Linked DNA regions of Homo sapiens: regions 1, 2 and 4 are each linked to region 3. A link is a contact called in ENCODE Hi-C or POLR2A ChIA-PET data. All regions are on one chromosome and are shown on one strand. Each heading gives the region's core, a stretch centred on a gene start or an enhancer-like site at or near the end of the contact. The rest is flanking DNA. Distances are from core to core; before and after follow the strand shown.

Region 1 (3,612 bases), core at 1,113-3,612, 720 kb after region 3:
TGTGGTTAGGGTGACTGAGGAACTACATCTTTGTATTAAATTTTAATTATCTGAAAATTAAATAGCTTGTGTGGCTCGTTACTGTCTGTGAAACACCATAGCCTCAGAGATAACAAATGCAGTGCTACCCCAAAGTAGCCCTCCCACCACGCTGCCTCCCCCTTCACCCCATTTGAGCACCTTTTACAAAATCTGGAAATCCATGGTGATAGTTGAAACACCTAAGTCCCCAGACCCTGCAAAAACCTTAAATACCACTAAAGGGTATTTGAAGAGATAGAGTGACCTACATAGATATAAATACATAAAGATAAATTTCAACTGAAAATGAAGGCTTTCACAAGAAAAATAATGAAAAGATCTCTGGAAGGCTACACCCTCTCCTGGCCAGTCCTTGCAGTTTTGTTTTACTGAAATGGTGCCCACTCGTGATACACACTGTGAATATTGTGCTGTTTAGATCCACACTGTTGGAGCAGCTGCTTACCAATTTTTGGTTCAAATAGTTTCATAGCACTGGGATATTTTCTAAAGACATGCAGATTTGTGGTTAGCTGGTGTCCAGGAAGCCCTGACTTGAGTAGACCCAATTTTAGTAGGGTAAATATAAATTATATAATATTCCTGAATAATTTTACTGGCCTGTATTTATTATTACAATAAATACTTAATAATTGCTAATTACCCTGATCTGATAATAAATGTATTCAAAGTATCACTATGTACCCCATATAATATGCAATTGTTAGGTGTCAATTAACTAAATACTAGCACTTTGGGGATTAAAGAAAAAATAAAAACAAAGTAGGAATTATCCATATTTTGAGAAATAGATTAATGAAAACTGTACAGATAACAACAGAAGAATAACACTTTCTGAGCTCTGATTTTGTGGCAAACATTTTTTAAGGGATTATCGTGGATTAAATCAATGAACCTCTCTCCTCCAGGATTTAGGGGCTATTAACACAGCCATTTCAGTTAATTTGCCTGGAGGTCTCCGACGCTCTTAAACCCTCCATTTTATAAGGAAAAATGTAGTTACAAACCGTTATTTTCCTAAAGTCCACATGTATCATCATTCATCTGGTTCTAACAATACTCATTTTAAATTTGCTTAACTCGCAAATTTAGTTTTCCTTTTCAAAAACAGTGTACAAATTATTTTGTTCTCCAATTTTAGCAATCAATTTAAGGGGATCTTTGATTAATGTTTGACCAACCCGAATTAAACAAACTAAATTCCTTTAAATAATTATCCTATTCCAAATTAAGTCTTCTTAAAAGGTTTATACCTTTCAGCATCTACTAATCTGGTTCCTTTTAAGTACTGAAACTTTCCTCATGACCTTTAGAATTCCCAGCCAAATAAATTAAATCTTAACACTGGTGGAGCTCACATTGTTAAAACTTAGCAATTTAAATAGAAATCCATAGACTTACTCTTCAGAATTAAAGTGCAAACTACTTAGAGATCATAAATACTTTTAATATCAGATAAATCATTAAGAAATTGCATTCTGTACTTGATGACCACACGGGAACCTTGCTAGAGTCAAGAGAACTTGTCACTAGTAATTATGAAGACACCTTTACGGTGAGCGTTATTAAAACCCTACTAGAGGTTTTGGGTGGGACTCAAGAGCAAGGGGTGGCCACCTGTGGACGAGGGTTCCCTGTTGTTAACAGAACACGTTGCCCACCTCGCAAGTATGCAGCCCAATCAGTCCCCAGGGTCTCGGTTCCCGTTGCGCCCTTCCCCATGGCCACTGCGCTCATTCATGAGCCTAGGGTGATCAGGCCTCCGGCCTATAAAGAACTGCAGGATCAGTGCGGCTCTTTTCTCGAGATAGTAGGTGGCTCTGAAAAGAGCCTTTATGTCCATCAAAGGGGCCCCGGGGGCGGCGGGCGGCCTCACTTGCCCTTGGCCTTGTGGTGGCTCTCCGTCTTCTTGGGCAGCAGTACGGCCTGGATGTTGGGCAGGACGCCACCCTGCGCGATGGTCACGCGGCCCAGCAGCTTGTTGAGCTCCTCGTCGTTGCGGATGGCCAGCTGCAGGTGGCGCGGGATGATGCGCGTCTTCTTGTTGTCGCGCGCCGCGTTGCCGGCAAGCTCCAGGATCTCGGCAGTCAAGTACTCGAGCACCGCGGCCAGATAGACCGGGGCGCCGGCGCCCACGCGCTCCGAATAGTTGCCCTTGCGGAGCAACCGGTGCACGCGGCCCACGGGGAACTGCAGCCCCGCGCGCGACGAGCGCGACTTAGCCTTGGCGCGCGCCTTGCCACCCTGCTTACCACGACCGGACATTTCCGAGTCAAGGAAAAAAGACAACGGCAACCGAAAAGCGAGACTAAAAACAAGAGGGCAGTGAAGGCCAGCGAGCCCTTATGTATGGTACAGAGGTAGGCTAGACCGCGGCGTTCGATTGGATGGCTATGGTAGCCAATCAGAAAAAGAACCTGGCACTCCTAATTTGCGTATTCCTTTCCCAGCGATGACGTAGAACAACGTTTGATCCAATCAGAAGTGAGCAAATCCTGAGCCTTCATTTGAATACAAAACGTACAAATAGAGTTACTCCGAGCGCCGCGCGTTTCTGTTTGGAGAGACTCAGCCATCATGCCAGACCCGTCCAAATCGGCTCCTGCGCCCAAGAAGGGTTCTAAAAAGGCTGTCACCAAGGCACAGAAGAAGGACGGCAAGAAGCGCAAGCGCGGCCGCAAGGAGAGCTATTCTATCTACGTGTACAAGGTGCTGAAGCAGGTGCACCCCGACACCGGCATCTCGTCCAAGGCCATGGGCATCATGAACTCCTTCGTCAATGACATCTTCGAGCGCATCGCCAGCGAGGCCTCCCGCCTGGCACACTACAACAAGCGCTCCACCATCACGTCCCGCGAAGTGCAGACGGCCGTTCGCCTGCTGCTGCCCGGCGAGCTGGCCAAGCACGCCGTGTCCGAGGGCACCAAGGCTGTCACCAAGTACACCAGCTCCAAGTGAGGCGTTCCTCGGCGTCCTGAACCCAAAGGCTCTTTTCAGAGCCACCCACACGATCAAGAAAGGGTTTCGAACACGGTGAAGGGTTATGTAACCTAATGTGTCTCCATGCACCCTAGCGGTTGCCGGGTGCGGCCGAATCTGAGCCGTGTGTGTGTGTGTGTGTGTGTGTGTGTGCGCGCGCGCGCCGGCACAGAACGAGAAAAACTGCTCGTTACAGAAATCGGGGTAGAAACTGCTCAGGTGATGTAGCTCAGTAATGTTGGGAGGCGATCAAGGACCCCCTCTCCATCCCCTCCCTCCGCGCAGAGCTATTAACTCACGACGAGATTTCTTTTTTTTTTCTTTCTTTCTTTTTTTTTTTTTTTTTTTCTAGAAGAAGTCTCGCTCTGTCTCTAGGCTGGCGTGCAGTGGCGCAATCTGGGCTCACTGCAACCTCCGCCTCCTGGGTTCAAGCGATTCTCCTGCCTCAGCCTTACGAGTAGCTGGGATTACAGGCACGCCCCACCACGCCTGGCTAATTTTTTGTATTTTTAGTAGAGACGGGGTTTCACCATGTTGGCCAGGATAGTCTCGATCTTCTGACCTGGTGATCCATCCGCCTCTGCCTCCCAA
Region 2 (3,496 bases), core at 385-2,884, 860 kb before region 3:
AATAGCATTAGTTATTAGGAAAATGTAAACCAAAACCAGAATGAGGTACCGCTGCACACCTACTAGGATAACAATAAAATGGAAAATAACAAGTGTTGGTGAGGATGTGGAGAAATTGGGATCCTGTACATTGCTGGTAGGAATATAAAATGGTTCAGCCATCGTGGAAACCACTTGGGGTTCCCCAAATAGTTAAACACTGAAGGCTGGGCACGGTGGCTCATGCCTATAATCCAGCACTGTGGGAGGCCAAGGCAGGCAGATAACTTGAGTTCAGGATCAAGACCAGCCTGGCCAACATGGGGAAACCCCATCTCTACTAAAAATACAAAAATTAGCCAGATGTGGTGGCACACACCTGTAACTCCAGCTACTCAGGAGGCCGAGGCAAGATAATTGCTCGAACCTGGGAGGCAGAGGTTGCAGTGAGCCAAGATTGCGGCCACTGCACTCTAGGCTGGGCAACAGAGCAAGGCTCTGTCTCAAAAAAAAAAAAAAATTGAATTACCATGCGATCCAACAATTCAACCCCTATGTATGTACCCTCCCCAAATAAAAATGGGCTCTCAAACAAATACATGTACATGCATGTTCATGGTAGCATTATTCACAAAGCCAAAAGATGCAAACAGCCCCAATGTCCATAGATGAATAAACTGTGGCATACATGATACACACACACACACGCACACACATATACATATACACACACAAACACTATTCAGTCATAAAAAGGAATAAAGTCTGTTACATGCTACCTGAGGATGAACCTCGAAAACATGCTAAGTGAAAGACACAAAAGTCCACACACTGTGATTCCGTTTATATGAAGTATCTAAAGTAAGTAAATATAGAGACAGAAGTAGACTGGTAATTGCCAGGGGCTGGGGGGGAAGAGGGCATTGGGAAGAAACTTCTCAATGGGTATGGGGTTTTTCTTTCGGAATGAGGAAAATGTTTTGGAACTAGACAGAGGTGGTGGTTGCACAGCATTGTGAATTCACTAAATGCCACTGAAATGCCCACTTTAAAATGGTAAATTTTATGTTATGTGAATTTCACCTTAAGTTAAAAAAAAAAAAGTAAAACTACTCAGACAACGCCAAATTATTGACAATCTCAACCTACCCCACAGACCCCAAATCCTGGAACCACAACCCCCTAGGCCAATTCTCAGGTCAGGCAGCAATTTATTCCTGTTCAATTTTATGCAGAGCTCCTGGTGGCTCTGAAGCGCCCTAGGGAACAGACCAGGAACATTCTCATGGTGTTAGCTCACATTGGGCCATTAGTGCTCCTTTAATGTGAGAACAACCGGGAGGAGGAGGGGATGTGGACCCAAAACTACAAGAAAGAGTGTCCTCGAAGCCTATGTCCTACCGCCCCACGCTGCTGCCAGGCCCGCAGGAAGATGACAGGCCCGGCCTCCACTCCTTCTAAGGTCGTCGCTTAGTTCCGACGTCGGGATGACCCTGTCATCCACGCGGCGTGAAGGCCACCCTCCCCGCGCGCCCGGGACTCCAGGTGGGGCCCCAGTGGACGAGGGAACGCGGCGTCGCCCACCGGGCGTGGCCTGGGCGGGCGTGGGGCGGGGCCTGGGCCGGCGCCGGGTCCGGCCGGGCGCTCAGCCAGCTGCGTAAACTCCGCTGGAGCGCGGCGGCAGAGCAGGTGAGCGGGCGGTGCCGGGGGGTGCCCAGGCCAGGGCCCTGTCGCCTGCGGCGCTGAGGGCCCGGGGTGGGGCTGCGCCCTGAGGGCCCTGCCCTGCCCTCCGCACGCCTCTGGCCACGGTCCCTTCCCCGGCTGTGGGTCTGCGGCCCCTGCGTGCGCAGCGCTCCTGGCCTCTGCGGCCAGCGCGGGGGCGGAGAGAGGAGAGTGCCCGGCAGGCGGCGGCTGGGCCGGCCCGGAACTGGGTCGTGGAAGGATCGCGGGGAGCGGCCCTCAGGCCTTCGGCCTCACTGCGTCCCCACTTCCCTGCGCCCGCCTGCCGCCGAGCCCCGGCTGGGGGTGGGCGCGGCGCGAGCGGTTAAAGGGCCGGTGCATTTAAAGGAGCGGTGCACGTGGGTCTCTGAGGCGTGTAGCAGGCGGGGGCGTTTTGTTCTTCTTCTCTCTCGCCGGAGACCTCCGTTGCGCCGAGTCCATTCGGCCTCTAGCACCGGGTCCTGGGCATGCTTTCCCCGGGAAGGAGGCGCGCGGGGGCTCTGCCCGCACGTGAGGGGCAGGGCCGCAGGCTCAAGCCTAGAGCCGGTTTCTGTTAGCAGCGGTGTTTGGCTGTTTTATCAGGCATTTCCAGCAGTGAGGAGACAGCCAGAAGCAAGCTTTTGGAGCTGAAGGAACCTGAGACAGAAGCTAGTCCCCCCTCTGAATTTTACTGATGAAGAAACTGAGGCCACAGAGCTAAAGTGACTTTTCCCAAGGTCGCCCAGGTACGATATAGCAGAGCCAGGCTTCGACCCCAGTGTCCTGGCTTCTAGATCTGCTGTCCATCCCTCCGAGCAGACCTCACCCCTGTTTATTGCCTTAATAAGTATTCCCTTTGAAAGGTATGAACGGTGTTGAGTGAAGTAACTGCATCCCTATTTACAAATGGAGAACCTGAGAGCATTCCATAGAGACGATTGTAGACTAACTTAACTCAGAAGCGACAGCCTGGGGTTGCCAAGGCTGTCTACGAAGTAACTTGATTAGGACCGACCCCAGCTTCCAGTAAGGAAGCCTCTGATGCCTCTGTAGCCAATTCTGCAGACACCTGAGCCTCCAAGGCCTTCAGCCAAGACCTTTGGCGGTAATTGGAGTCTCGGGATAAGCTGCTTCAGGTGTGTGAGCCTCAGGTTCTTCTCTCCTGAATGTGGTTGTGGGCAGCCGGTGACTGGCGCAGGTGCAGAAGGGGCCTGGTTCTTGGCCCCACCTCAGAGCTGCGTCCTCACGACGCCCACGTTGAGCCTTGGGTTCCAGGGCAGAGACTGGAGTGAGGGCTTGGGGGCATGTTGCTTTGAAGTGGGATGGATGTATCAGGTTTTTGGGGAAAACTCTGTACCCTTTGGTGTTGAAGTGCCCATGTGCCAAGTCTTGAGTCCAGCATGTTCACATGTGGGGAGTGAGTGGCTTGTTCCTGTCTATTTGAAAGAGCAGCAAGGAGGAGGAGGAGCAAGGGCTAGGGGCTGCTGCTGGGGTGCCTGGAGCTGTGGTGCATAATGTCACACCTGTCTCCCCTCCGTAGCTGCTCACCGTCCCCCCAAGGGGGGTTTGCCTCTTGCCTACTTTGGCCTTTCTCTGTTATCGATGTTAATAATGACATATATCTCGCTTATGAGTTGGTCATAATAAAAAGCTATCTTGTACAGAATATTAGAATTTAAGATCTTAAGAATTTCAATGACACTGAAATAGTTTATTATTACCTTTTTACAGAAGAGGAAACAAGTTCAGGGAGTTAAGCAGCTAGTCCAGTTATGTGGCTTCAGTGCTTTAAGCACCAGGATTTGAACATAGCTGGCTA
Region 3 (3,533 bases), core at 72-2,571:
CAATCGGCTCCAGTGGAGCTTCCAGATGGCTGCAGCCCCCAAAGAGCCCCAGACCCTCCTCTGAGCCAGACGCTGCTGGCGGGGGAGGGGGCGGGGCAGTCTGACTACAATGGTTCTGCTTATTAGAAAGTACTGATCATGCCTATAATCCCAGTGCTTTGAGATGCTGAGGTGGATGCATCACCTGAGCTCAGGAGTTCAAGACCAGCCTGGGCAACATGGTGAAACCTAGTCTCTTTAAAAAAAAAAAAAAAAAAAAAAAAAGCCGGGAGTGGAGACGCCTTCCTGTAATCCCAGGTACTAGGGAGGCTGAGGAGATCTCTCTCAAAAAAAAAGGAAAAAAAACCATATTGACCTCCCAAAGAACAACACTTGCAGCCATGCGGAAGACAATCCAGTTTCTTTTAAACTGATTAAAGTGCCTCACGGGGAAAAATAGCTCCGTTGTGCACCCAGGGGCCACCTTCATCAGAAAGGCCTCTGGGTTCACGCAGCGCTAGGGAAGGCAGCGCCTCGGTGCGTCCCAAGCCCCATTACCTGCACAAGTGCCAGTCTTTGAGGTAGAGACAGCCCCTGGGAGAGGAGTAGCCCGCCTGTATGTACTCTTTCCAGTAGGTGATGTAGTCTCTGAGAGTCATGTGCTCTTTGGGGTTCGAGTTGTATTCCTGGACCCCACAGTTTGCAACTGGTACAACCACGTCTCCTGAAATGAAAGGCACGGTCCATGCCATCTCCCTGGGCCCCGTCCTCACTCCAAACCGTCTGCAGAGGAACTCTCCAGGGGCCACGCGCCTGGCCTCCCTCACCCTCCCTGGTGCCCCTCTCTAGGCGGGGGCCTCCCGGGCCTGGGTCCCGCCGGCCTTTCCTCCCCGCCCGGGGTCTGCGGCCGCCGCCCCACCGTAGGTCCGTAGCAGGTGGTCGAAGTCGGGCCTCCCCGCGGGCGTCACCCAGCGCCGCCGGCTGCCCCAGCCCTGCGTGAAGGCGCTGGAAAACACGCAGGGCAGGTTGGGCAGCAAGAAGCCCCGCACAAAGTCGGCGTAGGAGAAGGCGCCCGGCTCCGAGACGAAGGCTACCCGGCCCGGAGCCTGGCCGACGCCGGGGACATCGACCCCCAGGCCTCGGAAGTGGCTGTCGGCGAGGGCGCGCGTCTCGCGGTCCATCCAGCTCAGCACGGGTCGAAGGACCCTCCTCCTCACTTCCGCCGGAGCGGAAACGGTGAGGACCAGCCTCGGAACCAGAAGACGCAGGGCGCCGCGTTTCTGCCCCGCCAGCGCCTGGGGCTCCGGGCCTGCACGCATGCGCGCGGCTCGCCGCGGTCTTCACTGCGCAGGCGCCGAGCGGCCGAGGCGCCGCGGTCGGCTCTGGGACTCGTCTGGCGTCCCTCAGGTGAGCGACGGTGTTGGTCTGTTGGGCGCCCGGCCCAAGCCAAGCCGTAGCGTCCGCCCTCGGCTCAGTCCGCGCGCTGTGGCTGACACAGCCCGAGCCCTCCTTCCCGCATCCCCGGGGGGTGGGGGGTATGCGGGCTGCGCTGGGAGAGGGGCGGGGACAGAGGCGGTTCTGGGGGCGGGAGTGCGGCGGTGCGGGGGCGCCCAGGGATGATGGGACCCGGAGAGAACGGTGGGACCCAGAGGGAGAGCTGGGGGGCCCTGGGATGGTGGGATCTAGCGGAGATGGTAGGGTCCTGGAGGAGATGGTGGGGACCTGGAGAGGACGGTGGCACTTGGAGGGGATGGAGACGGGATCTGGAGGGGACGGTGGGACCTGGAGGGGATGGGGACAGTGGGGACCTGGAGAGGACGGTGGGATCTGGAGGGGATGGGTACAGTGGGGACCTGGAGAGGACGGTGGGGACCTGGAGAGGACGGTGGCACTTGGAGGAGATGGGGACATTGAGGACCTGGAGGGGACAGTGGGGATTTGGAGGGGACGGTAGCACTTGGAAGGGATGGGGACAGTGGGTTCCTGGAGGGATCAGTGGCACCTGGAGGGGACATGGGATCTAGAGAGGATGGTGGGGACCTGGAGGAAAATGGTGGGAGGGCTGGAGGGGGCAGGGTAACCTAGATGGGCGAATGGGGCCCACAGGGGACCTGGAGGGCATGGCAAGGGGCCCCAGGGGATGACGGGTGTCTGGAGAAGATGGTGGGGAATGAGGGAGGGTGTGAAATGAAGGTGTGGTGGGAGTGTGGGTAGGGATTTGGGGCTGTGTACACATGAGCAGGGCTGAAGTGGGAGGACATCGGAGTAGTGACATGAGGAGTGTTTTGCCAAACTTGCAACTGGAGTTACCCCAAAAGTGGCGGCAAGGGAGTTCCCCACACTATCCTCAGGTGGGACCAGTTGGGATACCAAAGAAAGAAGTGCTAAATGCATGGTAAGCCCAGAGCAGTTTTTTTTTTTTTTTTTTTTTTTTTTTTTTTTTTTGAGACAGTATGCAGTGGCACCATCACAGCTTACTGCAGCTTCCACCTCCTGGGCTTGATGAATTCTTTAATTCTGCTTCAGCCTCCCAAGTAGCTGGGACTACAGGCATGAGCCACTATGCCCAGCTTAGTTTTGTTTTTTTGTTTTTGTTTTTTTTTTTTTTTTTTGTAGAGACAGGGTCTCTGTGTTGCCCAAGCCGGTGTTGAACGTTTGGGCTCAAGCAATCCTTCTGCCTTGGCCTCCCTAAGTGCTGGGATTACAGGTGTGAGCCACTGCGCCAGGCCCTGCCTAGAGGTTTTGTTAGGGGAACTTTCATATAGAGTGGGCTGCGGTAGTCCTCGAGACGGGCAGTAAGGGAAAAGGGATGTCCTCCCTAGGTATGTCTCTTGGAAGGGGTGTGGGTTATGGAGTTTATAGGAAGGTTTCAGGAATTTGGCTCAGGGCCAAGGCCGTTTTCTTTGTAGTAAACCTAGATACTTTCTTCCATGCCTGGAAATGTTAAAGGCCCTGGATTGGGTTGAAGCCTGGTGGGGAAAACCTGTGGTTGGGGCACAGAGGGATCAGGGTACTCTGTGATTTTCGGCCAGGACACGAAAGTGGGGCCATGGGGGACCCTATGTGATGTATGTCTTGGTGTGCTGGAGAAATCAGCTCAAAGCTACCCACATGGATGCAGAAGGAAAGATAGCAGATTTATTGCCCCCGAAGCCTGGCAGGCTGTGTGCACATAGGTGCTCTGCGAGAGAGTGCAGAGTCTGGGCAGCATTTCCCAGGCGTCTTGACAGGGAGGTGGAAGGAGGAACAGTTAGAACCGCTCATCTCTCCCAGAGAAATGAGAGGCAGCTTGTGCTGGTTTGCACACAGTGCGAGGCCTTTGAGTTAGGTTTGGAGGTCTGATGACATTCTAGGGGCCATCAGACCATGACTGTGTCTTGTAAAATCTGGACACTGGGCTATCTCATTCCAGACCAAACAGAGGCATCCTAAGCGGGAGAGGGGCACCTGCCTTCCCTTTATGAAGCAATGGAAATGTTGTTTTATTTACTCTTATAAGTGGGGATATGGGAGGTTCTAGGAGTGCTGGGGCTCTGAGCCTTGCTGGAAGACTC
Region 4 (3,547 bases), core at 420-2,919, 670 kb after region 3:
CCCAAATGAATCTGTGTCTGAACAAGCCCACGGATATGGCTCTAAACCACCTTTCTGCTAAAATCCAAAGCAGAAGGGGACAGATTCAGATTTATTCTAGTATCCCAGAAGTTTGCTCTGTGATAGGGACAGATCAAGCTCAGTACTGATTCTAACACTGCCTTAACTGCTCATCTGGCACACACAAGTGACCATGATGCAACACACAAAGTGCAATCAAGAAAGCTCCAAAGATGCTGCCATCTGCCCCACACGTAGGCTCCCAGGAGCACACCTGCAGCAGGTCAGCGAGGAAAGAGGACAGCGGGAGGGAGCGCAGGCCAGGGAACGTGTGCCCCAGGCCCTTCAGCTCGGGTTTTATTTGGGTTTTAAGCAGCAAGACAAGGGGAGAAAAGGCAGGCTGAGCCCTGGCATCTCAGATGGCAGAGATGGCTCCCAGTACCCCACCCAGAAATGCAGGGCAGCCCTGGAGGGGAGGTTAGAGAGGAAACGACTGTGTCCCCCTCATCCTGCCCAGTCTGGGGCTTTCCCAGGACTTAAGTACTGACCTGCTAACACAGTCCCTGCAGGGAGTCCATCTAGGATCGGCCACCTCTGAGGTTCTCCCACTTTCCTCTGATTCCAGCTCCTTGCTGGCCAGGGTATGGCCACATTTTCCTTGCCCCCACTCCACCACCTTCCACCTTCCACCTTCCTCTCTTAGCCTCTATCTATGAGAGGTACGCCCCTCACCCCCGAGAGCAGGGTCTCATTGGCGGCCATGGTCCCAGCCTCAAGGGGCCTGGTTGAAACAGGCTGTGTCATGAGCCCCCACAGCCACCCTGCGCGACACCCCCCTCACAGGCCCACAGCAGGCTGCATCCTGAGCTCCCCGCCCTAGACAGAGACAGATTACTCCCGGAGCAGTCCCCCAAACCTCCCACCCGCCCAGGCCTCCCCAGTCCCCGGCTCCCCGACGCCCCTGCACGCCACCCCCGCCCAGGAGCACCTTGAGGTCTTCGGCCGCGTCCTGCAGCGGCCGCACGCGGTGCGCCCAGTGCTCCCCAGAGCGCTCGCAGGCCGCACACAGGAGGCGCAGCTCGTCGCCACAGAAGGCGGCCAGTGGCTCGCGGTGCGCGGGGCACACGCCCTGCGGGACCGGCGACGGCGGGTGCAGGCGCCGCGCCATCTCGGCCATCTTAGCAAGCGGGCGGTTGGGCCGCAGGTTCCTCTGCGGGGACAGCTCGCGGCACTCGGGGCACGCGTACGGGCCCTCGGGCTGGCCCCAGCAGCGCCGGATGCACTCGCGGCAGAAGTTGTGGCCGCAGTCGGTCATCACCGGATCCGTGAAGTAGTCGAGGCAGATGGCGCAGGTGGCCTCCTCCTGGAGGTTGGTGGACAGGTCGGGGGCGGCCATGGCGCGGACAGAGGGGAGGAAGGCGGTACTGTCCGCGGGGCGGCGGCGGGCGGCCTCGGCAGCTCGCGGGGACGCGGGGTATCCGGGTGCGGCGGCGCAGGCTCGGGCACTCCGGGGCGCGAGGCTCGGGACTCCCGGGTGCTCGGGCTCCGGGGCGCGGGGACTCCAGGGCGCAGGACTCTGGGTTTCGGTAGCGCTGGGCGCGTAGGCTCCGAGCGCTCGGGGGACGCGGGACGTAGGGATCCCGGATGCCGGCAGGAAGAGGAGCCGAGGCGGAAGCAGGAAGCGACTGGGTGGGTTTTGTGTGTTTTTTTTTTTTTTTTTTTTTTTTTTTTTTTTTTTTTGGAACAACCCGCTTTTGCCTCCGATTGGCCGCTGCCAGTCACGCGGCCCGCGGGCGGGACGGAATTGGAGAGCTTTCACTTGCTGACCTGGCGTCACCACCGCTCCGGTTCTTGTGGCCAGGTCTTTTACCCCTGCCCTGGGGAGGACTCAGGCGCAGGGGAGGGATGGGGACAGGGGGCGGGGCGCAGGGGAGGGATGGGGACAGGGGGCGGGGCGCAGGGGAGGGATGGAGCAGGGGGCAGGGCAAGGAGGGATGGGGACTCAGGGCGGGGCACACGGAAGCAACTGCAAGGACTAAGGGAGTCCGCAGCCTGGGGCATTGGAGCCCTTCGCCATACCCCTAGTGCGTCCTCACCCCCTCAGCCCGTGCTTCCCAGGGCGGGTATCCTCGGAAGGCCCGGCCCTCACAGCCTTGGCAGGCCAAGGTCAGAATGATTGGAGTTGGGGGATGGGACGGGGGCATCCCTCCAGGACCAGCTCTCCAGGAGGCCCACATTCTTTCTGCGGGAACCACTCCAAAGGGGCATGCTGTTCCAGGCAGCCCCTCGCGCAGACACTCCGGCTTTGTCGAGGTAGGAGTACGCTTACTCTGGAATTCTGCCTTGCTAGTGACTGACACAGGCTGTTAAAGTGCTTGACCCTGCAGGGGTGGGTGGGGGGTTCCTTGGAAAAGGTAAGGGCGCTGTGGAAAAGAGGCCCCTACATAAATCCTAATCTCTTTGGGATTTTGCCCCTGCTCGTGCAACTTTGGGGATCGAACGGGATGGGGGTGGGCAGCTCTGAGGCTTTTTACGGGTTCAGCCTTTCCCATTTTCCCCCATCGAAGGACCCAATAGGATGCATAGGACATTTCTATGGGCAGCCTGGGACCATCCCTGACACAGCAACCACCCCCGCTCCTCCCCACCATAGGATATTTCTACTTCTTTGACAGAGTAACCTAAACCCCTGGGGGGGCTGGGAGCCACAGATTCCTGTCATTCCAAAGTGGGGGTGGGGGCATGGCTAAAAAAAACGTGACCACGCTGTTCCTGGTGTGTAGGTATGGATTTAGAAATCGGTCCACTCAGAACGCAGGGGCTTTCAAAAGTTTCCTCTAGGAAGCATCTGTCAGTATACCCTCTTAATGTTTGACAGTTCTAATCACAATTATATTTAGAATTTGAGAAACCCCCCTGTGTGTCTAATGGCTGCCAGCGTGATGCCAGAGAACCCTGGCAGGTGGCCTGCAGTAAGCAGAAGGCCCACACCTTCTGCAGAGCCAGGAGCAGTGCCCGAGTCCCCCGGTCTGTGTCTATCCTTTCACCCACATGGTCACTGTGGAGATGACCATCTGACCAGACTTCGGAGCCCCCAGGCAGAAGAAAGGCTGCAGGGGGCCTGGGAAGGTGGCCTGGGAGTAGGTGTGCAGGTGGGACCCATCGCTTACACTGTAGAAGGACACTTCCCCGGCTTCGAAGTCCAGGAAGATGCCCATGTGGCTGGGAGGCTCCATCAGCATGACCGGGGTTAGGGCAGAGAAGGTGGATAAGTACTTGGTCCCCTTGGACAGCTGCACCACCCAGAAGCCGTTTTCGGGGCACTTGGGGACCCTGTCTTTCCGGCTCACGTTGTCCCTGCACACACCCAGGGCCCACAACGCGTCCCCGGTGATGTTCATGCCCACCTCCCAGTAGTGCCTCCCAGAGGAGAAGGCCGTCTGGCCCACAGCACAGGGGTAAGCCACAAATCGGTCCTTGCTGCAGAACCCACTGCCCTCCGGCGAAGAGCCGAGGTAGCGCCTCTGGCGGCTCTCATACAGGAGGA

What was found. A loop is a pair of places that touch in the nucleus more often than their neighbours do. ChIA-PET counts read pairs that join two places held with the same protein, here RNA polymerase II (POLR2A). Pooled maps may share reads with other maps.
Region 1: a loop to region 3 is called in a pooled map, with 28 times the contacts of the local background. The contact joins the promoter of H2AC25 here to the promoter of SNAP47 in region 3. A Hi-C loop is called at or near these places in 2 of 37 single-sample maps with no recorded cell type and 9 of 50 pooled maps. POLR2A ChIA-PET finds 5 or more read pairs at or near these places in 4 of 52 experiments (IMR-90, T-cell, activated CD4-positive, alpha-beta T cell and 1 more).
Region 2: a pooled map shows a loop between it and region 3 (4-fold over the local background). The contact joins the promoter of PSEN2 here to the promoter of SNAP47 in region 3. A Hi-C loop is called at or near these places in 3 of 37 single-sample maps with no recorded cell type and 7 of 50 pooled maps. POLR2A ChIA-PET finds 5 or more read pairs at or near these places in 1 of 52 experiments (activated T-cell).
Region 4: a loop to region 3 is called in a map of tibial artery, with 3 times the contacts of the local background. The contact joins the promoter of TRIM11 here to the promoter of SNAP47 in region 3. A Hi-C loop is called at or near these places in 2 of 168 maps with a recorded cell type or tissue (naive thymus-derived CD4-positive, alpha-beta T cell and tibial artery), 5 of 37 single-sample maps with no recorded cell type and 19 of 50 pooled maps. POLR2A ChIA-PET finds 5 or more read pairs at or near these places in 2 of 52 experiments (A549 and activated CD8-positive, alpha-beta memory T cell).

The regions. Positions count from the first base shown.
Region 1 is chr1:228,455,511-228,459,122 of GRCh38, forward strand. It overlaps H2AC25 (H2A clustered histone 25), which reads right to left and starts at 2,363. Exons shown (of 1, transcript NM_033445.3): 1 at 1,854-2,363. The coding sequence starts at 2,307. The coding sequence ends at 1,915. It overlaps H2BC26 (H2B clustered histone 26), which reads left to right and starts at 2,593. Exons shown (of 1, transcript NM_175055.3): 1 at 2,593-3,048. The coding sequence starts at 2,620. The coding sequence ends at 3,000. RefSeq lists enhancers at 2,486-3,072, 3,073-3,612.
Region 2 is chr1:226,868,982-226,872,477 of GRCh38, forward strand. PSEN2 (presenilin 2) reads left to right here and starts at 1,635. Exons shown (of 13, transcript NM_000447.3): 1 at 1,635-1,668; 2 at 2,281-2,423. It overlaps LOC105373119 (a long non-coding RNA gene), which reads right to left and starts at 1,569. Exons shown (of 3, transcript XR_949226.4): 1 at 1,381-1,569. RefSeq lists silencers at 1,438-2,037, 2,048-2,097.
Region 3 is chr1:227,734,114-227,737,646 of GRCh38, forward strand. SNAP47 (synaptosome associated protein 47) reads left to right here and starts at 1,322. Exons shown (of 5, transcript NM_053052.4): 1 at 1,322-1,386. JMJD4 (jumonji domain containing 4) reads right to left here and starts at 1,189. Exons shown (of 6, transcript NM_023007.3): 1 at 899-1,189; 2 at 538-703. The coding sequence starts at 1,160. RefSeq lists silencers at 711-910, 1,371-1,660.
Region 4 is chr1:228,405,166-228,408,712 of GRCh38, forward strand. TRIM11 (tripartite motif containing 11) reads right to left here and starts at 1,670. Exons shown (of 6, transcript NM_145214.3): 1 at 989-1,670. The coding sequence starts at 1,396. TRIM17 (tripartite motif containing 17) reads right to left here. Exons shown (of 7, transcript NM_016102.4): 7 at 2,770-3,547. The coding sequence ends at 3,036. RefSeq lists silencers at 1,382-1,621, 1,682-1,771, 1,912-1,981 and enhancers at 2,332-2,381, 2,573-3,232.